7 separate regions of the Mus musculus genome follow, and regions 2, 3, 4, 5, 6 and 7 are each linked to region 1. Evidence: chromatin loops called from intact Hi-C (ENCODE). Cell type or tissue: heart. All regions are shown on one strand. Region 1 overlaps Sntb2 (syntrophin, basic 2). Region 2 overlaps Utp4 (UTP4 small subunit processome component). Region 3 holds the start of Sntb2 (syntrophin, basic 2). Region 4 overlaps Tango6 (transport and golgi organization 6). Region 5 has its middle 3.2 kb from the start of Zfp90. Region 6 has its middle 8.5 kb from the start of Sntb2. Region 7 holds the start of Tango6 (transport and golgi organization 6).

What was found. A loop is a pair of places that touch in the nucleus more often than their neighbours do. Peaks named below come from ENCODE experiments on the same cell type or tissue, not always from the same donor. Only the 100,000 strongest peaks of a DNase experiment are listed, where the experiment ranks them.
Region 2: it touches region 1 in a loop (5-fold over the local background); 14 of 42 quality-filtered maps call a loop at or near these places.
Region 3: a loop joins it to region 1, with 3 times the contacts of the local background. A loop is called at or near these places in 19 of 42 quality-filtered maps.
Region 4: it touches region 1 in a loop (2.6-fold over the local background); 18 of 42 quality-filtered maps call a loop at or near these places.
Region 5: it touches region 1 in a loop (2.5-fold over the local background); 2 of 42 quality-filtered maps call a loop at or near these places.
Region 6: it touches region 1 in a loop (6-fold over the local background); 20 of 42 quality-filtered maps call a loop at or near these places.
Region 7: it touches region 1 in a loop (5-fold over the local background); 15 of 42 quality-filtered maps call a loop at or near these places.

What each region holds. Positions count from the first base shown.
Region 1 is chr8:107,000,182-107,004,181 of GRCm38, reverse strand. Sntb2 (syntrophin, basic 2) reads right to left here. Exons shown (of 7, transcript NM_009229.5): 5 at 2,476-2,672. Among named protein-coding and RNA genes, the nearest start is that of Gm22085, 7.4 kb to the left of the region's middle. In heart, no CTCF peak of the experiment used is centred here; a DNase peak (open chromatin) is centred at 1,511.
Region 2 is chr8:106,904,052-106,908,051 of GRCm38, reverse strand. Utp4 (UTP4 small subunit processome component) reads right to left here. Exons shown (of 17, transcript NM_011574.2): 6 at 3,608-3,819; 7 at 1,756-1,927; 8 at 1,571-1,662. Among named protein-coding and RNA genes, the nearest start is that of Utp4, 12 kb to the right of the region's middle. In heart, a CTCF peak has its summit at 2,132 (motif pointing left); DNase peaks (open chromatin) are centred at 371, 1,791 and 2,091.
Region 3 is chr8:106,933,299-106,937,298 of GRCm38, reverse strand. It overlaps Sntb2 (syntrophin, basic 2), which reads right to left and starts at 1,559. Exons shown (of 7, transcript NM_009229.5): 1 at 978-1,559. The coding sequence starts at 1,497. In heart, CTCF peaks have their summits at 1,314 and 1,516; DNase peaks (open chromatin) are centred at 988, 1,618 and 2,828; H3K4me3 peaks cover 2,188 bases; H3K27ac peaks cover 2,120 bases.
Region 4 is chr8:106,716,338-106,720,337 of GRCm38, reverse strand. Tango6 (transport and golgi organization 6) reads right to left here. Exons shown (of 18, transcript NM_173037.1): 8 at 3,617-3,729; 9 at 2,192-2,368. Among named protein-coding and RNA genes, the nearest start is that of Tango6, 35 kb to the right of the region's middle. In heart, a CTCF peak has its summit at 2,117; a DNase peak (open chromatin) is centred at 2,107; H3K4me3 peaks cover 487 bases; H3K27ac peaks cover 671 bases.
Region 5 is chr8:106,410,086-106,414,085 of GRCm38, reverse strand. No RefSeq gene overlaps it. Among named protein-coding and RNA genes, the nearest start is that of Zfp90, 3.2 kb to the left of the region's middle. In heart, a CTCF peak has its summit at 1,897 (motif pointing left); a DNase peak (open chromatin) is centred at 1,725.
Region 6 is chr8:106,925,241-106,929,240 of GRCm38, reverse strand. It overlaps the pseudogene Rpl10-ps2. Among named protein-coding and RNA genes, the nearest start is that of Sntb2, 8.5 kb to the left of the region's middle. In heart, a CTCF peak has its summit at 1,780 (motif pointing left); a DNase peak (open chromatin) is centred at 4,000.
Region 7 is chr8:106,681,244-106,685,243 of GRCm38, reverse strand. Tango6 (transport and golgi organization 6) reads right to left here and starts at 2,176. Exons shown (of 18, transcript NM_173037.1): 1 at 1,989-2,176. The coding sequence starts at 2,091. In heart, a CTCF peak has its summit at 1,663; DNase peaks (open chromatin) are centred at 1,753 and 2,053; H3K4me3 peaks cover 1,158 bases; H3K27ac peaks cover 1,031 bases.

The DNA of each region.
Region 1 (4,000 bases):
CACATCACAGGACATTACAGAATAGAAAGACACTCTAAGATAACATACTAAAGCCAGGAGTCAATCGGGGTTACACTGAAATGAATGTCAATCATATTACATATTACCTATCTTGTATTTTTGTGTGCATGCACAGGTACCTGTGTGTAGAGACCTTATGAATTGGTCCTCCCCAGGTGCTATCCACCTTATGTTTTGGAAACAAGGTCTCTCCTTGGTCTGGGCTCACCTATTTGGCTAGACTGGCTGGCCAGTGAGTCCTAGGGATCCCTGCCTTGACCTGCCCAGCCCTGGAAGTACACACACGAGCCAGTGCAGCTGGATGTCTACATGGGAAGTACACACACGAGCCAGTGCAGCTGGATGTCTACATGGGACGTACACACACGAGCCAGTGCAGCTGGATGTCTACATGGGACGTACACACACGAGCCAGTGCAGCTGGATGTCTACATGGGTTCTGGTAACTGAACTTGGGCCTTCATGTTGTGTGGCAAGCATTCACCTTCCCAGCCCATGCCTGTTTGTTTATTCTTTCTGTAGTGCTGAAGCCCGAATCCCAGGCCTCTCCATGGCGATACTGAGCTCTGCTTCCCATCTCCCAGTCTGTATTTCTTAAAATCAAAGACTGGTGTTGAGAGACCTCCTAATAATGTTTTCTACAAATCCTGCTACTGGGATCAGTTGTTTAGTTTTGTAGTTTTAAGTGGTTTCAATGTTTCTGGAGAGTCCTTTGACCTGACCCTATAGCACAGCAGGAGACAGATCAAAGCAAGAGGGGGAGGAAAGGAGGGAGGGGAGACACACACACATACACACACACACACACACATCACATGGGGTGGGGGTAGGGAGAGAGAGAGAGAGAGAGAGAGACAGACAGACAGACACTCTGATTGACTCAGGCTTTTTGAGCATTATAGGACAACTTCGAAGGGAGTAGGCCCCAGAAATTGACAACTAAGGTGACTATTATATTACTAGAGGAAAACACCAGGAATTTATGCTCACTGGTAAGTAGAAACTTTTAAAAACAACAAATTATGAACGGCTGGGGTAGCATCCCTGGTCAATGGTGTAAGAAAAAAACGCCTTATTAGTCTCTCCACAAACTAACTACAGAGAACAACAGGATGGCGTCTGTCCTCTCCTCACATCTCTCTGGTCAGGGACAGGGAGTAGATCTTATTTACTTTATCTCTATCATTATAAAGCCTAGCTCTTGCTAAATAGTGCTCAGCAAATATTTGTTGATTTAATGAATGAAGGGGACTGATACTGTCTGTCCTTCAGGTATTTAATCCGGTCAGGAGTATGAGTCATCTGGAGAGGGAAGGAGGGGCTTAAGGCACTGCCTGTATATAAGCCACACTGACCCTTGTTTCATGAAACGGAAGGGCAAACTGGAATACCTGTATGTTTACAGAGTGTATATGAAACACCAAGTTCATAATGTCTGCCACCAGGGGCACATCCACTGTGGAACAAAGCAACCAGCAGGGACTCGCCACTAGAGGGAGCGCCCAGAGTGGAAATGAGGCAACCAACTCCTGAATGTTGGACAGACATTTTCAAGCTTTTGAAGAGAAACTCCTACTCCATACACGTTATTTTCCACAGCCACAAACTGCCAGATACTTGTATTTGAGGGCGTATGGATGGCCTTAAGTGCCAAATCTTCTTAACTGTAGTCAGTGCATCTAATTCTTATTGCCTGGGTTCTTACACTATTAAATGTAGATTACAATGATACACAGTGAAAAAGCCACGTGGTAGTATGGTGGTCAGTGCTACATGGCAGGCATGGGAAAGGTCTGGTACTTAGACAGATAACAGATTTCTTTCCTCCACCACCACTTCAGCTACCGTGTTTTAATAGCTTACAATCAGTATGCAAAACAATGGTTTTACTTTACAGCTGAGTAACTTCACCTAATTACTATTAGAGGGCAGGAGAGATGGTTTAGCTTTTAAAGGTTCATCCTTTGGTTTTCTAAAGGATTCCAATTTGATTCTCAGCACCCACAAAAGCAAATTCTGTTTCACTGTCTGCCCTTTTCTGGTCTCATGGGGCACCTGCACACTCATGGCATGTATGTACACACAAGGAAATGTGCACACACTGATAAAGATAAGGCTTGAAAAAACTAATAATTATGGTTAGAATCCAGGACCAGGAATGAGAGTGCACACCTGTGACCCCAGCACTGGGGAGGTGAGGCAGGGGATCAAGAGTGCCAGGCTGGGCTGTGTGAGACCCTGTCAAAAACAAGCAGGAAGGAAGGAAGTTAGGAAGGAGGGAGGGAGGGAGGGGGAGAGAGAGAGAGAGAGAGAGAGAGAGAGAGAGAGAGAGAGAGAGGGAGAGGGAGAGGGAGAGGGAGAGGGAGAGGGAGAGGGAGAGGGAGGGAAGAAGGGAGGGGAAAAAGAAAAAGAGAGAGAGAGATAGATAGGAAGGCCAAACAAAAGTATCTCTACCTAGGGAGACTTCCTTGATCAGCTCAGCAGCAGCATGGCAGCCCTGAACAAGTATTCTGGTCCAGGTCGACAAATCCCGATGAGTTTCAACCCTGAAGAGATGCATCTCAATGCCCTGCCGAGAGCCTGTCCTGGTAGCAAAGGTCAGGTCAGATCCAAGGGAGGGTGACCGACATCCAGAACCTGAATGAACCAACCTAGGACCACAAATAGAACAGAAAGCTAAGGTGATCATTACCTTCAACAGTTTTTGGATGAATGCATTTCAAAGCCAAATTATGATATTTTTTAAAAGATTTATTTATTTATTTTATGCATATGAGTACACCACCATTGCTCTCTTCAGACACACCAGAAGAGGACACCAGACCTCATTACAGATGGTTGTGAGCCAACATGTGGTTGCTGGGAATTGAACTCAGGAACCTCTGGAAGAGCAGTCGGTGCTCTTAACCACTGAGTCATCTCTCCAGCCCCAAATTATGATATTTTGATATCCTTTAATCTGATAGAATAGTCCCTGGTGTCACAGGAGGCAGGATATTACTTACTGTCTTCATAAAGAAAATACCGGGCTGGTGAGAATGGCTCAGTGGGTAAGAGCACCCGACTGCTCTTCTGAAGGTCCGGAGTTCAAATCCCAGCAACCACATGGTGGCTCACAACCATCCGTAACGAGATCTGACTCCCTCTTCTGGAGTGTCTGAAGACAGCTACAGTGTACTTACATATAATAAATGAATAAATCTTTAAAAAAAAAGAAAGAAAGAAAATACCTACCAACAGAAAAAGAGATGCAGAAAATTCTTCGGGGGCTAGAGAGATGACTCAGGTTAAGAACACCTGCTACTCTTCCAGAGGACCTGGGTTTGATAGATGGCAGTTCAAAACCATCTCCTATACCCTCTTTTGTCTTCCATAGGCACCAGGCACACACATGATTCACAGACATACATAGAGGCAAAACATTCATTTACAGAAAAAAATGCTTAATTTCAGGCCGGCCTAAAACAAATCAAAACACCACACACAAAACAAACAATGGCACGTCCCATTCAGTGAACTAGGAGAGGAAGTCCTATCATCAGCTATCACATGGATGAACTTTGAGGATTTTATATCAAATGAAATGAGCATCACAAAAAAATCCAAAACATGCATGCTCTCCTTATATGCAGCATCGAAACCTTATCCGGATTTATAATTTCCCTTGAAAAACAGATTTTTATCACAGGCAACAATTAGCACCAGTGTTTTCCTTAGATGACAGAGCACTTCAGTCATTTTAGACACAGAACTGAGCATGGTGGGCTATTAATCAGTCCCTCCTCCAAGGGGAAACTGAAGTTCATGAGGAGCAGCTGGAGCTCAGCTCAGGACTCAGGAACACCAGCCCTTTTCCTTGCAGCATGGCTCACCAGATCATACTTCAGAATGAAGTACAAGCAATTTCTCAGCTTAATAATTCATATTTCATCATGTAGAATCTTAAAAAGATGGATAAAGCTGATAATTTGTGCTGTGC
Region 2 (4,000 bases), 96 kb after region 1:
GTGGACCTCTGTGAGTTCAAAGCCAATCTAGTCTACTTACTGAGACACAGTCTCGAAACACCCTAGATCTTCATTTATTTGATAAACATATCCTAAATCCTACTACAGTCTAGCCACTGTCCTAGGAATCAAGACCACAATGGTGATGAAATAGCCACTGACCTAAAGACTCGTCTAAAGAAATGACATAGACTAGGCAGTCATGCTATATATAGGGTATGGTGCAAGATTTAACACGGACAAACCTAGGATGAGCAGAAAGCACATCTAACTTAGCCTCGTGGAATATATACAGAACAGAAGTAGTTCACTGGTAAAGATTAGTCAAGCAGAGAAGGCAAGGTAACAAGTCCCAGGGAGGAAAGGGCGTGTGACCTCTCATTGTGCCTCAAGGTCAGATGCAAAGCAGCATGGAAAAGACTTTTGGGAACGGAAAAGCTGAATGAGACAGGACAGTCCAAGATCAACACAGGTTTCCACAAACACACCAGACATTTAGGGCTCTATGCTGAAGACAATAGCAACCAAAGGTTTTTTAAACACAGAGAAATGAACACGGTGCTTTTAGAACAACCCAAGGAGCATAGGGTAGCACGACACAGACGTTGATAAAAGGAGACTACGAAGCTGGTCACGTGTGCATGTCTTTAATCCCAGCACTCGGGAGGCAGAAGCAAGAGATCTCTGAGTTCTAGACCACCCTGGTCTACAAAGAGTTCTAGGACAGCTAGTGCTACACAGAGAAATCCTGTCTAAAAACAAAACAAACAAAAAAGGAAATTCTTAAGGAAGTCCCTGAAAAGGAATCCACGAATGGTGACTCAGACTGGGATAGAGAAGGACAGAGAAGGATTCAGCCAAGAGACACTGAGTTCCTGGTACCAAATGGAGCTCCATGAGTTCAAGGTTAGTGTACTCTATGTAGGGATAACAAAGCCAGACAGGACTACATAATCCAATCCTGTCTTTAAAGTCAAAGGTGGGGCGGGGGAATGAGGACTATGTCTGACTATCAAACCACATACATGAAAAATGTGGATTTTTTACTGTAGGTGTGTGGGTGTTTGGCCTGCATATATGTCTGTGCACCACATTCATGCAGTACCTGAAGAGATAAAAACAGAGCTCTTGACCTGGAGGTACAGACAGTTACGAGCTGCAAGATGAGCTGCTTTGTTTGCAGGGACCACGGGGCGCACATGTCCAGGCCTAAACTGTGTGTGTAAAGTGCAAACATCGTCCTGAGCTTCCTTTCTGGAGAAACACCCCGCCCTCAGTAACCGTGCTTCATGGGAGTCTGGTTAGCTTGTTTGTAAGGGTGGGTGGCTCTACCCTTAGGTGGAGAACCAGGCTAGTAGTGGTCCTTTCAAGGTAGATGGCACCATCCTACAAATTGAGAAGACCTTCCCAACACCTACACCTCCTCATTATCACAATATTCACGTACATGTACACATAGTGGATGTCTTCAAGGAGGCTTGCCTCAGAATACAATGAAGAGAGCATAGGAAGTGCGAGCTGTCTTACTGGGCAGAGGGAGAGATACTGAGGGTGCCAGGGGGCTACTCACATGGGGGAACGTGATCTTTCGGAGAGCAGCATCGTAATTCTTTACCTCCACTCTCTCCATGAGAGGCCGAATAACCAGGTGGGTGTCGGTGCCTGTGGGAACATGCGGTAAGAGATGGCTTTCATGAAGAGAACAGCCTGAGCCAGAACCGGCAGCCAGGAGCAGCTGGCTGGGGGAGGACCTACCTCCTGAGATCAGGGCTGTTGGGCTGTGGGCCACAGCACGCACGTCATGAGTGTGATGCTGGAACGGTTTCGTCCGCACCCACTGCTTCTCACTGCTGTTGGAAGTCATGGACACCAGCTGGAAATGGAATACCGTGCCCTCGGCGGTGCCCACCACAAAACTGTCTTCTTGCTGAGAAATTAAATCATGAGGGGATAGATGTCAACAAAACATACCAGACAGGAAAATATTCCTTCAGGTTTTCTATCTGGGCAGCTCAGGAGACAAAAAAAAAGTCAAAAAACCCCTCTTGCCCTGAATTAGCAGGGAGGCTCCCAGTAGCAGTTCCATCAGAGAAGCAAGCTCAAACATGGGTAGCCATGCGCCCCCTGCTGACAACATTACCAATTAGTATGGCCAATTGTGTCAATCAGTATGGCCAGTCACAAGCTACACATTTAATGACAAGCCAAAATATCATCCAAAAAAGTTCCCAATTCCCAGTGACATCATAGCTGTACATAAAACATTACTCAAAACTCACAATGAAGCTGGTGTAAGCATACCGTTAGACTGTACTTTAGGTTGGTTTAGGTGGGAGATTTTTATCTTGCTGTAAGATTTTAAAACCTTCGGGCTGGAGAGCTGGTTCTGAGGTTGAGGGCACTACTGCTGTCAGTGGACCCGAGTTCAGTTCCCAGCACTCACATAATGCAGCTTGCAACCTTCTACAGAACTCCTGCTCCAAACGTATTGAAGCCTCTGACTTCTACACGCTTGTACGCATATCCACACCCACACATAATCAAATATTTATTTTAAAAGGGGGTGGGGTGGTGGAGACCTGGGTTCAATTCTCAGCACCCATATGCCAGCTCACAGCTGTCTGCAACCCCAGATCCAAGGGATCCAGAGACACACAGGTAAAACACTCATGCATATTAAAAAGTGGAGGTTAGAGAGACACGGCTCAGTGGTTAAGAGCACTGGCTGCTCTTTCAAGAGGACCAGGGCTCAATTCCCAGCAACTACATGGCAGCTCACAACTGTCTCTAACTCCCATTGCAGAGGATTCAACACCCTCACACAGACAGACATGCAGGTAAAACACCAATGTACATAAAATAAAAAAGTACATATAATTTAAAAAAATTTTATTTTGCTTTTTGAGACAAGATTTCTCTCTGCTACAAATCTTGAAAGATAACCTAACCCTCTTCCACTTTCAAACAAGGCACTTAGTATTTGTACTTCCTTAGAGGTAGCATCTTCTTAAATGAAATCTACTGCATCTCTTCTCTCTTTACTTGGCGCCAAGTGTCATTACCCACTGAGCCATCTTGTCAGCTTAGTAAAACATCTTTATGAAGTTCAACACTTGTATGGATTTCAACACGGTATGGATTTCTATGATGTCACTGCTTACACGGTTTAGAAGGATTTAAATTTCTCTGTTGTTAGTTGTGTAAAAAAAGAGTACACACAATTGGTACATTAGGTGCGCAACACAGTAGCTTCCCCTACTATCTGTCTGCCTAAATACACTCTATGACGCTCATACAATGTTGAAATCACCCGATGGGCTTCTCAGAATGTGATCCTTCCCGCCATTAGGTGACATGTAACTATATACAAACTACGCTTAGTATGAGCAGAAACATGTAAAAATAGCTTTAAATTAACAATAACAAGAAAGTTAGTTGTGATAAAAAACTGAATCCTTCTAAGTCACATAAGCATTGTATGGGAAAGGAAAGACCTACGACTGACTTGGAAGATAGGCTTGTCACACAAGCCTAAATCCTAGCTACTCAGAGGCTGAGGCAGGAGGACCGTAAGTTCAGGGAAGACCTGGGCTGCGACCATACTCACATCAGCAACAGCAATAGACTGCACATCAGCATTTGCGACGAGATGACTCTTAACGAGTGTCCCAGTAGCAGAGTCCCACAACTGCACCTTTCCAACAGAGTCCACACTTATGACAGTGCCGTCGGACAAGAAGGCAACACCCCACACTATGCACCTGGACTTAGTCACTCCCAGGTGTTGCCTATCTAAAACCATCTTACGAATTATGCTCCCTGAAAAGTAAGAAAGGCACACGTTTAGTTTTAGTTTTTCAAAACTGCACAGGCAAGCATACATGGAGTTAGATGCCTGAACATATAGTTAGGGAGTAAAATGGTAGCTGGGTCGAACTGTTTTAAAATTCCAAAATGGGATCCTGAAAAGGAAGGGGTGAAGTTCGCAGGAGGGAGGAAA
Region 3 (4,000 bases), 67 kb after region 1:
AGCAATAAATGCTCCTGGAATGACTTGACTCAACAGCGAAAAACGGAGCTGGTCTTGCAATTATTTCTAAAGCAAGCAACTGGCTTCTCACTTACAATATTCCATCACCTTCAACATGTATGAGTCTTTGGAGATGAGATTTAATTCTGCCTCAGTTACATCGATACGCGTGAAACGCTGCACACAAGATCGCATCTACACTTAAGGTAAAGGCTATTCACACATATGTGATGGTACCCGTTTCAGGATTCTTATAAAATGTCTACTGGTCTTGCGGCAGCACGCCTGCCAGCGATAGGAAGCTGGCACCGGGCTCTTGCAAAAGGGGCGAAACTCTAGTTGGCAGTAAAATGCTCAAACACGTGAGCCTCCACTGTTAAACAAGGCTCATTAACCTCACAAACTTGCTGTATCAGCTCTCTGCCTTCCACAAAGTGCTGTGATCTTCTCTGGTTATTGTTGAGAGCCAATGATGGGTTAAATTCCCATAAATTAACCAGTGCTTTGGTGGTTTGCCCAAGCAAACTGCTGGCATCGGTGTGGATGGATTTAATAGACCGGCCCGCCCGGGGAGCCCGAGGTGACTAAAGAAAGCGTCCAACCAACGCTTCCCAACAGGGAAAAAAAGGAGACTAAAGAACTCGAGCCGATCGCTCTCCCGGTAGTTAGTGCTTAGTGTCAGCTTATCGTGCAAGACTTAGGGGTGAGCTTCGCACGCGGCTGCTGCTCCCCCCACCCCCTAAATCTCAGCTGAGTCTCGCTAAGGGGCGGTAAAGTAACACTTCGGTGGCTGCCCAACTTTCTTCTCGCTGGACGCCTCAGTTTTTCCACACTCTGGAGCCCCACAAGAGGAGGTCTGGTGGCCGGGGCGGAGGGAACCGGCGAGCCCCGCACAGGCGTCAGGGTGGGCAGAAACAAAGTGCGCGCAGGCGAGCCCAGGCCGCCACCCCGCCGCCTCCCGCTCGGCCCCCGCTCACCCTCCAGCAGCACCTCCTTGCCCGCGCGCTTCAGCGCCTGCACGGCCTGGTCGTGGGTGGCCTGGCGCAGGTCGGTGCCGTTCACCGACAGGATGGCGTCGCCCAGCCGCAGCGCCCGGCTCTGGTCGGCCGCCAGCCCCGGGAAGATCTTGGAGATGAGGATCGGCATCCGGTTCTCGCGGCCGCCCTTGATGCTGATGCCCAGGCCGCCCGCCTCTTGCTTCACCACTCGCACTCGGCGCACGGGCGGCGAGGCGCTCGCTTCCCCCGCGGGACCGCGGGGCGGCGCGGGAGGGCTGGGCGGCCCCAGGCCACGGTTCGGGCTCCCGGGCAGAGACTCGCCGCCGCCGCCGTTCGGAAGACCGTTGAAGGCGGCCGCCGGCGGCTCAGGCTCGACTGCGGCGGCGTCGCCCGTCAGGCTCAGGCTCTCGCCACTGAGCTCGGCCACCACCCGCACCCAGCGCTCCCTTAGAAGCAGCTCCACCAGCCCCGCTTTGGTGGCCCGCGTCCACACCGCCATGGCCGGCCCTGCTCCCGCAGCCGCCGTTGCTGCAGCTCCCCCGATTCCAGTCAGGCAGCCTCGGCGCTTCCCCCTTCCCGCCCGAGGGGGGCGGACCCCTCCCCTCCCCCCGGCGATTCATTATTCATGAGGGCCACGCCCACTTTCCGGAGGGGCGGGGGGAAGGCCGGCGAGGCCGCTTCCGGGAGGCGAGGTTGTCCTGGTTCACTGAAAGCTCTTCGGAGGTGGGCAGCGCCTCGTGCAGCGAGGCACCCCGCCGTCCTTTGCTTTGGTTCTCCGTGACCTCCTCGAACTCCTCACCTCTTCTACGAGAGCTGCCCGGGCAGGGAGAGCAAAGTCAGCTTGTAGAGAGGCTCTTTGCGATCCTGCAGGGCCGGGTTGGCGCGTTCATTCTTGCATTGATTGGTTCATTGCAAAAAAAAAAAAAAAAAAAAAAAAAAGCAGCCCTGAGCGCTCAGAGGTGTGCTGGGCTCCTTTTAAGGCCCTAGAGACACACTGAATAAAATGCACCTCAGCCGAGAGAGCTTGTGGTCTAATGGGAAAGAAAAACAGAGGCAACCAGCTAGGTGTGATTCTCTGTGGTTAAAAAGACTGCAGACCTCCCTAAGAACAGGATAAAACAACATTTGGTTAGTCTTGGTGTGAGCACAAGCAGGGGACACAGCATAAGTGACATGGGATCAAAGGTGTGGATCCAAGACTTTGTCACTGCTTTTAAAAATCACCTGTCTGCTGGCCTGTAATTAGAGGGGACCTGTCTTCTTCTTTTTTTTTTTTTTTTTTTAAAGATTTATTTATTATATGTAAGTACACTGTAGCTGTCTTCAGACACACCAGAAGAAGGAGTCAGTTCTTGTTACGGATGGTTGTAAGCCACCATGTGGTTGCTGGGATTTGAACTCTGGACCTTTGGAAGAGCAGTCGGGTGCTCTTACCCACTGAGCCACCTCGCCAGCCCGGGACCTGTCTTCTTAAGCACTGGGAACCCACAGTGCGCAAGGTCAAAGACATTTGCAGCATGCTGATGTTTTAGAGTTCCCCACAGACCAACGGGTATATATAGTTAACAAAGATTGTGCGAGATTAGCCACAAGATTATGAGGCTAAACTCCACAATCTGCCATCTGCAGAAAAAGGCTCTGAATCCAAATCCAAAGACCTGAGGACTAGGTAGAAATCTGAAGCTATCAGAAGACCAGAGAGGCCTGAGGGGGCAGAAGCGGGGGAGCAGGGTCGGAGTGGAAAGCTACTATGTAAAAGCTGGCCCAGTCCATGAAAAACCAGGAGCCCTGAAGTGTGGCAGGAGAGCGATGTCCCAGTTTTCATAGAGTGAGTATACCGCGTCTTACTGTTCCCTGGCAGCCCTCACCTGATTGGATGGTGCCGGTTCCCACTGTTGAGGACAATCTTCTCTACTCAGGTCACCATGGAAAAAATTTCTTCCGGAAACAGACACACCCAGAACGGTTTTACATCTGTCCATCCAGGCAGGCGTCTTTTAGCCCAGTCAAGTGAACACACACACACACAAAAATTAACCATCTGTGATGATTCCTTAGGAAGTTGCCAATGTGAACAAGACATAAGGTTAGTGGAATTAGGTAGTGAGTGTGCAAGGCTTCAAATAACCAAGTCCTGAAGGGTTCTGTCTTGATTCTATAAGTTTGCCAGTCTTAGTCTGGGTTCCATCTTTTTTTTTTTTTTTGGCGAATATGTAGATGACCATCCAAGAAACCGTATAAAGATTTGTTAGCTAAAGAGTCAGTGATTTTGCTAATTGCAGAGCCAATAACAAGACTATATGTAATGACCATAGCAAAAAAAAAAAAAAAAAAAAAAAAAGTCTTTTAGATATGTTAAAAAAAAATGGGGCTGGAGAGATGGCTCAGCGGTTAAGAGCACTGACTGCTCTTCCAGAGGTCCTGAGTTCAATTCCCAGCAACCACATGGTGGCTCACAACCATCTGTAGTGAGATTTGATGTTTTAAACAAACAAACAAAAAATAGCTTAGTCAGGATCCCCACTATACCCAAGGCTGCACCTGATACCTGATAACCAGACCTCAATGATGTCACTTAAGATAACCAGACAGCCCAAGATCTGACGCCCACTGGACAAGCAGACAGTGCTCTGTTCTTCTCATCTGGAGAGAGGCCACTTTGACCTGCCCTGCAGCTGGAGAGTCTCCTCCTCCCACCCCCACCCCTAGGATCCTGACCCTTAAATCAGAGACTTCTGCTAGCTACTGGACCTGACCTTCAGCTAAGCTATGTAGCACAGGTGAGCAGCCTTGGGGAGATAGGCTTAGGGATTTAGAGTGAACATTGTGTGAGGACCCTCAGTATAATAAAATAGAGCGTCTGTTATCCTAACTAGTGTATGTATCTACTGCCAGCTCCCTAGGGTAGAGGAAGTGGGTAGAGGAACAAATAGGAAAGACTAACTTAAAGACTCTGACCTAACATCCACAATTAAAAAAAAAACAAAAAAAACTTTTGTTCT
Region 4 (4,000 bases), 280 kb after region 1:
CTTCAGACAGATCTTGAAAATATTTTCCTTTATGTTCGGGCTGAAGAATGCAAGGTATTTATTATTAGAAGCTAAACTGCTTTAGTCTGTATGATCATTTATTTCTCAAATAGGAAAAGATTTGTAAAGGAAGTGGCTTTAGACATGATTTATTGAAAAATTAAAAAAAAAAAAAAGGTCAGGTGTGTCTAAAGAAAATGATCATTGATGCTGGGTGTGGTGGTTCATCCCTATAGCACATACTTAGGCTAATGTAGGATGATTGCTTCAAGTTTGAGGCCAGCCTGGACTACACAGTAAATTCTAGACCAACCTGAGCTCCATAGTGAACAAGCAGCAACAATAAAGAAGTTTAAAAAGATCTGCCTCCAACACTCCTATCTAAGCGCTCAAATAGAGCTGGGCTTTTGTTTTTGTCTGTTTCTTCTGAGACAGTCTCATTATATAGCCCAGGCTGCATGGAACTCGCTAGGAAAACCAGACTAGCTCTGAACTCACAGAGATCTGCCTGCCTCTGCCTCCTAAATGTTGGGATTAAAGGTGTGTACTACTGTGCCTGGCTTAAATTTTCTTTAAAACACTTTCTTACTGGAAACTTCTGCTGGGCTAATGGCAGGGTGAAAGGAAAGTGGTGAAACAGATCAGCTGCTTTGGGAACAAATGATTACACACACACACCACATACATATACACATACATATACATACACAACACATACACACATACACACCACACACACACACATACACACACACCACACACACACACACACACACACACACACACACACACACATGAAATTTTCAATTTTTTGGGAACTCTGACTGCTTTAAGTGTCTGTGGGCCCTATTTAAACCCAGGTGTTCATGTAACTTTTGTGTGTGTGTGTGTATGTATGTGTTTGTGTATAATATCAAAAGGACTATACCCCTAACCTGAGCAGACACCCCAGATTTTAAGGAGTGGTTGCTTCTGGCAGTGGATGGAGATTCATTTAATCACTGGTTGCTAACTATATTCTCATCAGGAAGCAAAATAGTAATTTCAGTGAGAACTGTGGGTTTTCATATACATGTGCACTAATTAAGCATGCCAAATAATTCTAAATTCTTACACTCAATGGGCACAGTGATAAAGCTGCTAAAATTCATCAGTTCTCAGGAAGCTTCCATTCATTCTGATAATTCTACTTTAATACATATTTTTTTCTATTTTCGTCAAGTCAATCATATTTGTTTATGTTTTAAATGTTCACTAGATTAATCATGACTATAAAGTTAAATGTAAGCACTTCAACAAGCAGCAACTCTTTGGATGTGGCGGAAGTGAGCAGCTGGACCAGCGACACACTCCATGTGGACAGCCAAGGGAAGCCTAGGTTCTGAGAAAACAGCACCCTCCACAAATCTCAGAAAGCGCAAACAGTCTAAAATACATGCTCACGGCGCTAGGGGCAAAGCTCAGATGCCCAGTGTGCATGCGGCCCTAGGGTCAGTCTCAGCAGGACAAAAATAAAACAAAACAAAACAAAACAAAAAAATGAATAAAATAAAATAAAATACTTGTGAGACATTGGAGAAATAAATGATCCACTCCACTAAAGTCTATTTAGTACGTTCTAATCCATTCTTATGAGAAACAAACTCATTACAAAATTACCAATGACAGTAATCAGACAATTTCCCCTAAGAATAAGGCTGGGGTGGGAGTGGAGGATCTGGGTTTGATTCCCAATATCCACACAGTTCCCAGGGACTGGATACCCTCTGCTCCATCAGGCATGCAAGCAATGCACAGACACAGACAAGACAAATACAGTAATAATCGTAATAAGGCACACATGCATCCTGCTCTTTGAGTCAGAGACAGACTGGACTGACTGCTCGGGAGCTGCGGTGAACATGTGCTGCCCTGTGCTCTGAGTCACTGGCGAACACTGGGCAGTAGCTGGGCTTGCTGCGGTGTAGAGCCGGGAGGCGCCAGCAAACCACACCTACTATTAGCTGGCATCTTGGAATAACACCCAGAGGATCATTTAAGGCTCTGGTTTCTTTAAAGATTATAAATAGCAAGCGCCTTGGCTGCCTGTTTCTGGTTTCCTTTCCATCAGCGCCCCTTAGCGGCTGACTCACAGAACAGTGTCGTATAAAAACTTCTGTCAGGCGTGACAATCGGGGGTTGGTAAGCTCACCTAATGGCCTCTTTGGCGGTAATCACGATGCCACCGTGCGTAGCGGCTCTAAACTGACACTGAGGGTGGAGAGTGGGCACGGTTTTGTCCAACCCCGAAAATCCTTTCAGGCTGGCGATTGCCTTCTTCCTTTCCAGCTTCACCAGAATCCATAACAAGATCTCTTGGCAAAGTGACCTGGTAGATGAAGCAGTTATGAATGAATGAGCTTGTCATCTTATTCCATGAAGCTAGCAAGCTATGCGGGGGGGGGGGGGGGGGGGGGGAAGACACGATGACCGTCAGGTTCCACTTGATCCCAATGCTGCCCGGCCACTGGCTGCTGACACTCGACAGGGAAGCATGCATCTTACAAATTTCAGAGTACAGTGCCCTGGAGGTCACCCAGGGGTAGCTTAACCCTTGGCTCTAGAAGCCACCCCACTCACTAGAAGGGGCTGGGGTAGGCCCATGCTCCCCCGTCAGTCTTTGATGAGGATGGAACGGTGCTATGAGAACTTAATTTTTTTTTTACTTTTTAAAAAGATTTTATTTTTATTTTTAGGCTGGACATTTAGTCTTAACTACAGGGCTGAGTGTCTTTCTTCACCATTAGCAGCCATACTAATGACTGCTCTGAGTTATTGAGCTTATAATTTGTCAGGGACCTTTCTAGGGACTCCAGTTTACACAGTGTCTTCATAGTGACCCAGGAAAGGATGGAACTATAAACTCCTACCATGTGGAAGAAATGCCACAAACGACTGAAAATAGAGCTAATCCAAAAATCAATCTTTTTAAAAATGTATTTATTTAATGTTATGTGTGTGAATGCTCTGCCTGTACTTATGTTTGTGTATCAGATGTCCTGGGACTGCCGTTACAGTTGTTAGCCTCCATGTGGGTGCTGGGAATGGAAGAGCAGCCAGGGCGCCTAAACCGTGGAGCCATCTCTCCAGCCCCTAACTGAATCCGTTTTAAAGTAACACAGAAAGGGGATTGTAGATGACTAAGAAGCCCCTTTCTTCTATACTGAAGACTCTGCATATTAAGGCCAAATTCCAGGTTAAACTATGCAGTCACATCAAATCTGCACTTTTCAAACTTACTCTCCAACACTCCACTTGGGCATCATAAACTCCCACTGGTTTCCCACTTCCCAGAGACAATAAAACGCAGGATTTCTTACCGATCAAACAATGGCATGGTGGTCCATGGAGATACCTTTCCCTTCTACTGTACAGAATAGGCTATGGAAAATCATCCCCAAAACTACACCCAATTTCCCTCAACCTGCAAAATCCTCATTCTTTCTTTCTGTGTAGGCTGAGTAAGAGTCCCCAAACATCTTCCTGACTTTGAGAGAAAGTCTCGCCCTAATTTAAACTTGACCGTTTACAGACAAATGGGATTCTAATTCTAAGCGTATCCGGTCTGCTTGCTTACCTTATGTGAGACACACTCTGCTGGGTAAAACAGTAGAGAGAAAAGAACACCCGGAGGAGCGGAAGCAGCGAGTCCAGCAACACTGGGACAGGTTCATTTGCCACCACATACACCTAGGGACAAGGACACAGAGAGACAAACTACGACCAGGCCAGGGCAACGAGAGCTCATTGCCAGCCTTGCAAGGAACCTGCAGTTTATCTTAAACAGCATTTTCTTCCGAGACACAAAGTTCTAGTCTGTGCTCAGCCTGCCAATGGAGCCATGCTGGTTGAAAGCAGGGAAGGGTGGTTTCCAGCACCTTCTCCCACACGCAGACTGAAAAACAGCCCAAACACAAGGCAACTCACCCACTTCCTGACCCTTGCTTTCCTAGCTTCCGGC
Region 5 (4,000 bases), 590 kb after region 1:
ACCCCTTGGAAACTCTGCAAATACTTTCCACACTAGACAACAGTAGCAGACAGATACGCACAAAACAGAAGTTTAAGAGACCCTAGAAGGATTCCTAAGGCAGAACTTTCAGTAAGAAGCACAAAACACAGGCTAGGGTAAGGCTCGGCACCAGGCACTACAGCTCGTTCCCCAGCGCTGGCAGCCACACAGCTCACAGATGGGGGCCAGAGTATCTCCTAGGGACCCCAACACAAACAAACGTATGTATGTATGTATGTATGTATGTATGTATGTATGTATGTATGTAAAACGTATTTGCCCATACCTTTTATTCTTGCAGGGGGAGTGGTGGTGGGTGCAGAGACAGAACGATCTCTGTGACTGTGTCAGTGTGTGTGTGTGTCTGTGTGTGTTGGGGAGAGGGAAGTTGGACAACACTTGGGAGCTGGTTGTCTTTTTCCACCTTTCGACGTTTGAATTCAAGCCTTCAGGTTTTCTCTGCAAGTGCATTTACCCGTCCAGCCGTCTCTCTGGCCCTATGACGTTATTTGTACGCATTGTCTACAAGATTGGGGGGTGGGGGGCTTCAGTTTGTTCAAAGACCATTGTTTATAAAGCCTGAAGTTGCCATTGGAGAGGGACCAACTAGACCCTTCAGTAGGCAAGGAGCCGCATTCACAGCAGTAAGGCATGCAATGGAAAACCCAAGCTCAGAAGAATTTATTGACTCTCTAAATTGTCCCGCACAAGGGCTGGGGCTTGCCAGAGGTCGAGGTGTAATTAGTTCCGGTTTGCGGTTGGCTGTTCAGGTGGTTGTTTCGTGCAGGCAGTGAGAGCAGGGATAAGCTTGTGAGTAGCGACTCCCTGGATCAACAGGCACAGCGCATGATGCTCTTTTCTCATGGTCCAGGAGTGGACCTGCAAAGCCGGGACCCTTAGGATGCTCTTAGCCACGGGGTCCTCCAAGGGTAAGTGTGGCTCTCTGCCCTGGTCCCTGGGTAGCGGTTATTGTTTGGTGCCAAACACAAGAATTAAGAAGCTGATCAAGGAGTGTTTGTGTCCTCAGCAAGTTCAGAACTGTACATTCACAGAACTACCAGACGTCTAGCCTCTTAGAGCTGTCTCTCTGACAACGGCCTCCACATATGCTTCAGATTCCTGGGTTTTGAGATGGAAAAGACAGAACGTGCTGGGACACGGAGGAAGAGCCCCAGGTATCCGAGTAGTGCCCTCCCCCACTCCCACCTGGTGCCCTGGTGGGCAAGAGGCCACCCTTTTTTGCCTAAGAGGTGGATACTGGACTCAGTGTGACCTTGTTCAAGCTTGGGGGAGCCAAAGAAACCGGTTAATAACGCCAGATGCCTTACTCCGCACCCGCTGTAGGATAACAGGCAGGACCATTTGGCCCTCTCTTGCACACTGGATCAGCAGTGGGCTCAGCCTTCCAGCTGAGATAGCCTTTGTAACACAGGAGCATCCAACAAAATTAGTGAGAGGCGATGGATGGGCCCTTATTGAAAGTACCTGGGCTCAGTTACGAAAACCTGTGAACAGGGAACCTCAGTTCCTGACTGTTTTCCTGCCCTCACCAAGACACCAAATCAAGAGAATACTTCCTGAACGCTGCTTTGGGTCAGCATAACTTTAGCTTTCGTCGTCTGAGGCTGAATTGAGTTCACTCTAGGTTGCTGGGGTGCAAGGAAGCAAGTCCTCCCCACTCTTTCACTTCCTCCCCGTGGTTCAAACTAGCTTGAACTCATAATAACTCAGGCTGTGCTCAGGCGATACTGCTGCTTCAGCTTTGAGAGTGCCGGGATTACAGGAGCCACCACACCTTGCTCCAGTAAAACCAAACACCTCCTGTGCCTGGACCCTAAGGCGTTCTTCAGACCGCTGGCATCGATCGCCATCTGCTGGTCACTGTGGCACATTACTGTTCTAAAAATCTAACATACCGGGTACTTTGGCAAATTTATTCCTGCCAGAACCAGGCCTTGCGTTTTACATACATTATCTTAACTTGAATTTAAGAACCAATAGAATTGATTGGGGTTATAGTTCAGTGGTAGAACCCTCGCCGCACATGCATTATATCCTAGGTTCCATCCCTGTTTGTTTTTTTTGGGTGTGTGTGTGTGTGGATAAGATAGATATTCTAATCTGCATTGCACATGTAAGAAAATAGCTTCGGAGAATATAAGCAGTATATAAGAAACTTACCAAACCACTGAATGTCACATGTGGGATTCAAATGATCTTCTCCCTGTGCTGTAAACTCTTCCTTGTGACAGGTGAGTCTCTGGCCTGACTTCCTGCCTCCCCTTAGTAGATTTTCCCTAGAGAAGATTCTCATGTCCTTCTGCACCCCGCCCCCCATTTTCAGAGAAGTGCATGGCTAGGGCTGAGGTCAGTGTGCTTACTGACACAGTGCAGGCCACTGCCATGACGTTCCGCTGTCAAGACATTATTTCCGAAAGATTCAAGAATCAAGTTTTCATTTATTAACATTTTCAAGACCCAGTCTCTGAAAAAAAAAAAAAAAAGGCAATTAACGGGCCAGAATTCCATCTTGGAATGTGTACAAGTTCTTTGTTTAATCTTGAGCTTCACAAAGAAAAGGAATTTTTTGTTTTGTTTTGTTTTGTTTTTTCGAGACAGGGTTTCTCTGTATAGCTCTGGCTGTCCTGGAACTCACTTTGTAGACCAGGCTGGCCTCGAACTCAGAAATCTGCCTGCCTCTGCCAACCAAGTGTTGGGATTAAAGGCGTGCGGCACCATGCCCGGCTATATTTTTTTTTCTTAAAGGACACATTGTTAAACTAGGCCTTGTCCTCCCTCCCTCCCTGCCCTGCCTCCTCTCCTCTCCTCTCCTCTCCTCTCCTCTCCTCTCCTCTCCTCTCCTCTCCTCTCCTCTCCTCTCCTCTCCTCTTCTTGAGAACTATTGCTCTTTTCCAGAGTACTTTATCCATCTTTGGGAGAAGATCCCACAGACAGGATCCAGGAAGGCACCCAGAAGTGTGTGTGTGTGTGTGTGGAGGAGTGGGTGGAAGACACGGCATAGGAGAAGTGTAATCCACTCCAGCTTGAGCCAGGCAGAAAGACTTCTGGGGGAAGTGATTATCTGAGTTGCGTTTTGAAGGCTGAGGCTTAAGTTGGGCAGTGGGTGGATTGAAGGGGGTCATGTCTTTAGGCTCTTTCTTCCTGAGATGTTTCTCATTAGGGGTCTAATGGTCCTGAATCTCCTCCCTGGCCTTCCTCTCCTCTCGTCCCATCTCCTCTTCCTGGTTATCCCTTCCAGCCATGATTAAAACAAGCACCCCAGTATTGCACGTGGTACTGTCACCCTTGTCTCAAGCAAGCCCTTCTGTGTGGATTGCTCCCGGCTTAGTCGTCTGTCTGGTGAACTCATTCAATCCTCCAGCGTGACGTTCAAGCCCTTATGGTATCATCCCACAAGCCTTCCTTCAATCACAGGTCAGTCCCATGAACCAAGTGTTAGGTCTACATCGATACTTTCTGTTCAGGTATCTCTGTCTTTTCAGCTGTTTCGGATCTCTTGTAGACTGGCAGGGGACCAGCTAGTTTCACTCAATCAAAAATAAATGGTTGGCTGGCTGGCTGGCTGGCTGGATAGAAGCACAACTTAAAAAACAAGCAAACAAACACAACGAACAAGAAACCACCCCTCTTAACAAAGACGGCTCTCTCAGACTCCCAGTTCTGTTCCAGGACATGGGTCTGAAGGGATTTAGCCATTTGTTATTAAAGTGAATTAAAACTTACTTGAAATAACCGCAGACTCCCCCGCTCCCCTGAGCCTGCAATGGCCAGATTACATCTCCTCCAGGCACAGACGTTTGACATTTTGTTGCAAAGTCATTTTCCTCTCATTTCCTTATGTTGCTAGAATATTCTATGTCTCTTCACTTCCCCTCCATGTCCCCATTACTCACGTTAGTTAAATTTATCCACTGCCATTTAATCATCCGAGATAGACTTGCTGGTATGCATGTTCTCT
Region 6 (4,000 bases), 75 kb after region 1:
AGCAGTTTAGTTTTGTTTTTTAGTTATGGAAAATCACCAGTGCTTTTTTATTGACAATTATGGAAATTACATAATTTGCCATGAAATTCAAATAAGATCTAAAAATAAACAAACGACCACTTTCCTCTTATCAGCTCTAACAGTTTTAGTGCCTCACAACTCAGTGGCCTGAAGGTTCACCCAGCCTCCACTCTGCTCCAGGAGCCACCAAACTAACGTGGATGCTTTATCTCACCTCCTGAGCTATCTTTTTTTTTTTTTTTTTTTTTTTGGTTTTTCGAGACAGGATTTCTCTGTATAGCCCTGGCTGTCCTGGAACTCACTTTGTAGACCAGGCTGGCCTCAAACTCAGAAATCCACCTGCCTCTGCCTCCGGAGTGCTGGAATTAAAGGCGTGTGCCATCTTGATGGCCTGTTTTTATTATTGTTGTTGTTTTGTTAAAACAACAAACACAGGCCCCCAAACAAAAACCAGGATAGTAACACAAGCCTTTAATCTTAGCACCTAGGAGGCAGGTGAATCTCAGAGACTTTGAGGCCAGACTGGTCTACATAGTGAGCTCCTGTCTCAAAGCAACAAAACAACAAAAAAAAATCCAACAAAACAAGAACCCCAGAATCTAGCTATAAACCTGTAGCCGCTCCTGGCCTTGAACTTGCTTCTGTTTTCTAGATGCTAGGATCACATGTGTGAACCTGGATTTTTTTTTTTTTTTTTTACAATTTCAAATTTTTCTTTCTTTATTTGGGGGGCTTGTGTATCCACAGTATGAATGTAGAAGCCAGCTCTTTTCCTCTGGCACGCCACTGACGATCCTATTGTCATCATGGGCCGCCGCCCCGCCCAGTGTTACCGGTATTGTAAGAACAAGCCATACCCAAAGTCTCGTTTCTGCCGTGGTGTCCCTGATGCTAAGATCCGAATCTTTGATTTGGGATGGAAGAAAGCGAAAGTTGATGAATTCCCACTTTGTGGCCATATGGTGTCAGATGAATATGAGCAACTCTCTTCTGAAGCACTGGAGGCTGCCCGTATTTGTGCCAACAAATACATGGTAAAGAGTTGTGGCAAGGATGGCTTTCATATCCGAGTGAGGCTCCACCCTTTCCATGTCATCCGTATCAACATGATGTTGTCTTGTGCTGGGTCCAACAGGCTCCAGACAGGGATGAGTGGTGCCGTTGGGAAGCCCCAGGGCACAGTGGCCAGGGTTCACATTGGCCAGGTCATCACGTCTATCCGAGCCAAGTTGCAGAATAAGGAACATGTGATTGAGGCTCTGCGCAGAGCCAAGTTCAAGTTCCCTGGCCACCAGAAGATTCACATCTCAAAGAAGTGGGGCTTTACCAAGTTTAATGCAGATGAATTTGAAGACATGGTTGTTGAGAAGTGGCTCATTCCTGATGGCTGTGGTGTCAAATATATCCCCAACCGTGGTCCTCTGGACAAGTGGAGAGCCCTGCATTCCTGAAGGCTTCAATAGTTCTCTCCTATACCCTACCAAATTGTTCAATAATAAATCTCACATCAAGTTCAAAAAAAAAAAGAATGTGGCAGCCAGAGGCCACCTCTTGAGAGTTGGTTCTCCTTCCACCATGTGTGTCTCAGGGATTGGGTTCATAATTGAGTTTGTCAGCCAGCAACTTTACCCTCTGAACCACCTTGCCAGCCCTTTAAAAGTAATAGTACCGGCTGGCCTTGAATTTGCCAGACCGCTGATTATGGCCTTGAACCTGTCTTAACCTCCCAGTGCTAGGGTTACAAGCACAGGAATGTGCCTCGCCACCTAGTGGTGCCTATGGGGTTTCTATTAGTGTTGTTGGGGATGTTGGTTGGTGCACTAAGTACACTCCCTGAGAGATCAGGTGTTAGAGGAGTGGTTCCCTGGCTAGTGGTGCTGATAGGAAGGGATCATGAGAGTGGCAAGTTCTTCTATACGTTGTTGTGATGAAGTAGGTCACAGGGCCATACCTAAGACATACTTGCCTTTCTCCCTCTGTCTCTGCTTCTTGGTGACCATGAGGTGAGCATCTTCGTTCCCACACTTGTTCTTGCCAGCATGATGTTCTGCCTCACCACAGGCCAACAGCAATGGAAGCAGTGGACTGAGGACTGACATCGTGGGCTGCAATAAATCTTTCCTCCCTTGTTTTTCCAAGGTATTTGTCAAGGCAAATAGAATGGCGTCGTGGAAAATCAGGTTAAAACAGAATTACGGGGCTAGAGAGGGTTAAGAGCATTGGCTGCTCTTCCAAAAGACTCAGGTTCAATTTCCAGCACCCACACAGTGGCTCAGAGCTGCCAGTGACTCTGTGATGGGGAATTCAACCCCCTCGTCCAGCCTCCATGGGCACTCACAGGAAGGTGGTGAAGATGCATACAGGCAAAGGACTCACACACATAAAATAAATCTAAAATTCATTAGATTTTTAAGGTGCCTCTCCACACAGGGTTCCTGTGGAGTCCTGGCTAACCTAGAACTCACTATGTAAACCAGGCTGGCCTCCAAACTCAAGAGACTGACTAGCCTCTGCATCCCAAGTGCTTTTTAGGCATTTAAAAAAAAAAAACAAAAAAAAAAAAACAAAACAGGGCTGGTGAGATGGCTCAGTGGGTTAGAGCACCCGACTGCTCTTCCGAAGGTCCAGAGTTCAAATCCCAGCAACCACATGGTGGCTCACAACCATCCGTAACAAGATCTGACTCCCTCTTCTGGAGTGTCTGAAGACAGCTACAGTGTACTTACATATAATAAATAAATAAATCTTTAAAAAAAAAAAAAACAAAAAAACAAAACAAAACAAAGCTGGGTGTGGTGGCGCATGCCTTTAATCCCAGCACTTGGGAGGCAAAGGCAGGTGGATTTCTGAGTTCAAGGCAAGCCTGGTCTATACAGTGAGTTCCAGGATAGCCAAGGCTACATGGAGAAACCCTTTCTCGAGAAAACAAAAAACAAAAAACCAAAACCAAAACCAAAACAAAAAACAAACCAAAAAAACAATAAAACCAAACCAAACAGGAAGCAGTGGTAGCACAGACTTTTAATCCCAGAGCTCAGGAGGCAGGAAAAAACTGGGCGAAGATGGCTCACGCCTTTAATCCCAGCATTTGGGAGGCAGAGGCAGGCGGATTTCTGAGTTTGAGGCCAGCCTGGTCTACAGAGTGAGAGTGAGTTCCAGGACAGCCAGGGCTACATGGAGAAACCCTGTCTTGATAAAACAAAAACAAAAACAAAAACAAAAACAAAAAAAAAAAAAGAAAAGGAAAAGGAAAAAACAAAACAAAGTGATCATGGATCTCTTTGGGGGTCCTCTGCATGATGTTTAGGAAGAAATTCAAACAAACAAACAAACAACAACTCCCAGCACTCAAAAGCAGAAGAAGATATTTATGAATTTGAGGCCAGCCTGGTCTACAGAATAAGTTCCAGGAGAGCCTTGTGTCCCGTCCCCGTCCCCCCCCAACCAACCAACCAACCAACCAAAAAACAAAAAATTGCACTTGAGGTTGGATCCCACCCCACCCTTTGGTGGTGGCAGGGATGGAACCCAGGGCTGTTTGCATATCAAGCAGGTACTCTATCACTGAGCCACATGCCCAGCCCTGGAACAAAAGTTTTTTGTTTTGGAGACAGGGTCTATGTGGCCAAAACTCAGTATGTAGAAGCTGGCCTTGAACTCCCGAGGTTCCTGTTTCTGCCTTTCACCTACACCACCATGGCCACCTGAACAGTTTTGATGCTAAAAAGTAAGCTTCCTAAAACCTTTTCGAACTTGCAGTATTCCAAGTTTTTATTCTTAGTCTAAGTTTTGTTATTTCCATGGCAAAGAGATCGGATTGCCTGCCAGCATATGGGAGAAATGAGTTTATTAAGTCATTTGAGTAGTGTTGGCAAAAAAAAAAAAAAAAAAAAAAAAAAACCCAACCCACATCTAGGCCAGTCTCTGGTCCAAACTTCTCTGTAGAACTCAAGCAAGAGCAGCAAGCTGGAGTCGATGC
Region 7 (4,000 bases), 320 kb after region 1:
CTTTAAAAACGAAGAATTTTAGCATACTATTTTTTTTCCCCTTCCAAACAAGAGTGTTTGGAAACAGTGGTGTGGATGTAGTTCAGCTGGTAGACTAATTGCCCAGCAGGCAAGATGCCCTCGGTTTGATGCCCCAGTACTACATAAACCAGTGTGACACTGCAGGCCTGTAATCCCAGCATTCAGGTGACTGAGGTAAAAGAATCAGAAATTTAAGTTCATTATATGGTACAGAAATTCAAGATTACCCTTCATTATGTGGGGTACATGAGACCCTATCTCAAAACTGGGGGAAAAAACAAATCAAAACTAAACCAACCCAATAGCTACGACTGCCAAATGCTGAACAAGGGATCTCTCCATTAGTAAGTTAAAAGACAGAAGGTACAAGCTCAGTTCCCAGTACCCATGTCAGATGCCTCAACTGCCCATAACTCCAGCTCCAGGGAGATCTGACACTTCTGGTTTCTCTGGATAACTTCACTCACACATACATACCCACACATACATATTATTAAAAAAATAAAATAATCTTTTTTTCTTTTTCCTTTTAATGTGGAAGCCGGAAGGATGGTTCATTGGGCAAGACCACTTTCTGCACTGGGGTTTGGGTCTTAGCACCCATGTGATACAACTGCCTGTAACTCCAGTTCCAGATAAACTGACACCCTCTTTTGGCCTCTGTGGGCTACTGCATGCACACAGCATACATACACTCACAGAAATAGGCATTCAAACATAAATAAATAAAATACGTATCCTGCCGTTGACTCTTAATTGGGGCAAGAGAGTATATTTTGCAAGCTTTTAGTGAAGGAACTGAGGTTTGTCACGAACTTGATTTACTTTGGGCAATTTCCAATGTACATGTATGTTCCTCTGCAAAAATTAATGCCTATTAATACTTAGGAGACTGCTGTGAGGACTAAATGATCTACAAGTAAATGGACTATAGGGACTGGCGCTTAGTAGGCAATCATCTACTACTAATTGCTTTTCACGTCCCACTAAGTACTCTGTAATGTTTGCAGCTGTAGTTTGGGGGTCGACATTTAAGACCGAGAGTGTTCACCTTGTAATCACACACGTTGCCTTTACCTTGATAATTCTACACGCACCCAGACATGCTGTGCTTATAATTAGGATCCTATTTTCTTACACCCTTCTACGTTTCCAGATGCCATCAGAAGTTCTATTCTGAATAATCTGCCTTAGTCTGACAAGGAGATCAGGCAGAACTGAGTTCTAGGTCCATGGACATCCCTCTAATATAACCACCTGATTTGAGGTGTGAGTTCCAGGACAAACCTTAACTATACAGTGATACCCTGTCTAAAGAAAGAAAGGGGCAGGAGGTGTGAATGGTCATGCTTGCCTTTAATCCCAGCACTGGGGAGGCAGAGGCAGTTCAAACCACCACAAATTGGGACTCAACAGTGAGAATGCAAGGTCTCACTATTCCCAAGGTCTCTTCAAATACTAAACTGGGAAGTTAACTCAACAAGTGATTAAAGGTGACTGTGCACCTCTGATACCAAAACAGAAACCCTTAAAAATCTTCCTCAAATTCAGCCAAAAAACGTCCCTGCTGGGCATCTCTGGTCACTTGGCATTTTGTACAAATCTCAAGCGTGCACACCAGGCTCGGAGCCCTCAAGCGGTTGGGACATCACATTACACCTGTGTGAAGGCGTCTCCAGTCCCTGTGTCAGGGCTGTGCTGGAGCAAACAGTGGACCGAAGCCGCTGCTCAGCGAGGCGCCCAACGGACCTCGGCCGGCATCAGCGGTCAGCGGACTGCAGGCCCTTTCCTGGAGCTTCAGTTTAAGTTTTAAGTGAGACTGCACAGAGCCCAAGCGCTCCCGGGAGTGGGGATGGAGATGCCGGGAGGGCCTGCGGGAAACATGCGGTAGCAGCCAGGGCGAGCCTGGGTGACCCGCGACCCCGCGAGCCTCAGGTCCAGCCCCGCGCCGAGACTCGTCCTCTCACCTCCCGGGCTCAGCAGCAACTTCAGCGCTTCCAGAACCTGCTCCAGACCACATGTCACCAGAACGCCACTCGGCGCAGCCGCCGCCGGTCCGGAGGCCGCCATGATTGGAGTGGAGCGACCTGCGACGTGCTCAAACACCCAAGTGGGCCAGCGCGGCCGCCATTTTGAATGTGGCGGAGGCGTGTCCTCTGCTGGAGGGCGGGGCCCAAGACCTGGGGCGGGGCCTACTCTGTCTGGAACGCCCCTTCTCCGGGAAAAAAAAAAAAAACAAGATACAGTTTCTTGTGTTCTCCCAGAGCGCCCCAGTTCAATTCCCAGCATCCCTATCAGACACCAGCCTGCAAACTCAGGTCCAGCAACTCATGCGCATACACACGCATGCACAAGCATAACTTACAAAATATTTTTTAAAAGAAAATATAGGGGGCTGGTGAGATGGCTCAGTGGGTAAGAGCACCCGACTACTCTTCAAAAGGTCCAGAGTTCAAATCCCAGCAACCACATGGTGGCTCACAACCATCCGTAACGAGATCTGACGCCCTCTTCTGGTGTGTCTGAAAACAGCTACAGTGTACTTACATATAATAAATAAATAAAATCTTTAAAAAAAAAAAAAAAAGAAAGAAAATATAATTGAAAAGGTAAAATAAAAGACCAATGTGGTGACATGTATCTTTAAGTCTAGTACTTAGAACCAAAGGTCAGCCTGGTCTACATACATAGTAAGCTCAAGGCCAACCAGGAACTCTGAGAGACCCTGACTCAAAAACAAAAAGAAAAAAAACACAAGTAGTCTTGCATGGTGGCCCATGCTTCTAAATCTCAGCTATAGAGAATCACGTGTTCAAAACCAGTGAAGGCAGCTTAGTGAGACCGTCTAAAAGCTATGAAGGATTGGAAATGTTATCCAGTAATAACACTCTAGCACACAACCATGAGTTTGGTCCTCAGTACTTCAACCCAGGGGGTGGGGGAGGGAACAGAAATAGTTTCTCGTAAAAATAATACACATTTTAGTATGTAAATTTTCAAGTACTGAAAGAAACACAATAAATAAAGTTCACAGATGTACATAGACCCTGAAAGAGAAGCTCACACCAATGACACCAGCGTTCAGGGAAGCTGACGTGGCAAGACAAGTTCATAACTTTCTCCCCAAAAGTAACAGTAACAAAAAATATTCAACTTTGTATTACTGATTCCTTTTTCTGACATTTAAAAGTAAATACACACTGGGATAGAGAGATGGATCCGTGGTGTTGTTCTTGTAGAGGACCCAGGTTTAATTCCCATCGCCTACAAGGTGGCTCACAGCCATGTATAACTCCAATTCTAGGGGATCCAATGCCCTCTTCTGGCTTCCAAGATGACCAGCCACTCATGTGGGGCACAGACACACGTACAGGCAAAATACTCATAACTGTAAAATAAATAATTCTTTAATCTAAAGATAAATACGCACACACACATATCCTGTATCTGTGAATGTGTTAGCTACAGACAGCCCCATTGGAATATCTTGGTTTTGTTGGGTGATGGTGAAAGACCCTCGAGGGGAGACCCTCACTCAGACCACTCAAGTCCCGGGACAGCCGCGTACCCAAGAAGACACTGAGACCATACATAAAATGTAGAAGGCAAGATTTAATAAAGCAGCGACATGAAAGCACACAGACCAGAGCTCTGGGGTCGAAATAAAGCAGCAACATGAAAGCACAGAGCTCTGGGGTCGAAACTCATACACCTAGTGGCACCTAGTGGTGTAGAGGAGAATCGACGGTCAGCCAAAATTTTTCACAGGCTTATATAGTAAAACTCAAAGGGGGAGAACTGGGCAGGGAAAGTACAAGTTTACATCACTAGGGAGTTCTGCCAAAGGAATCTACGTAACTAAGGAGTCATGTCCTATCAAGGAACCTACGTAACTAAGGAGTACCTGGTTCATTTTGAGGTTGTTCCAGGAGGCCTTTATCTCAAAAATGTTCTTGGAACAGTTTTTAGTTGGGAGGGT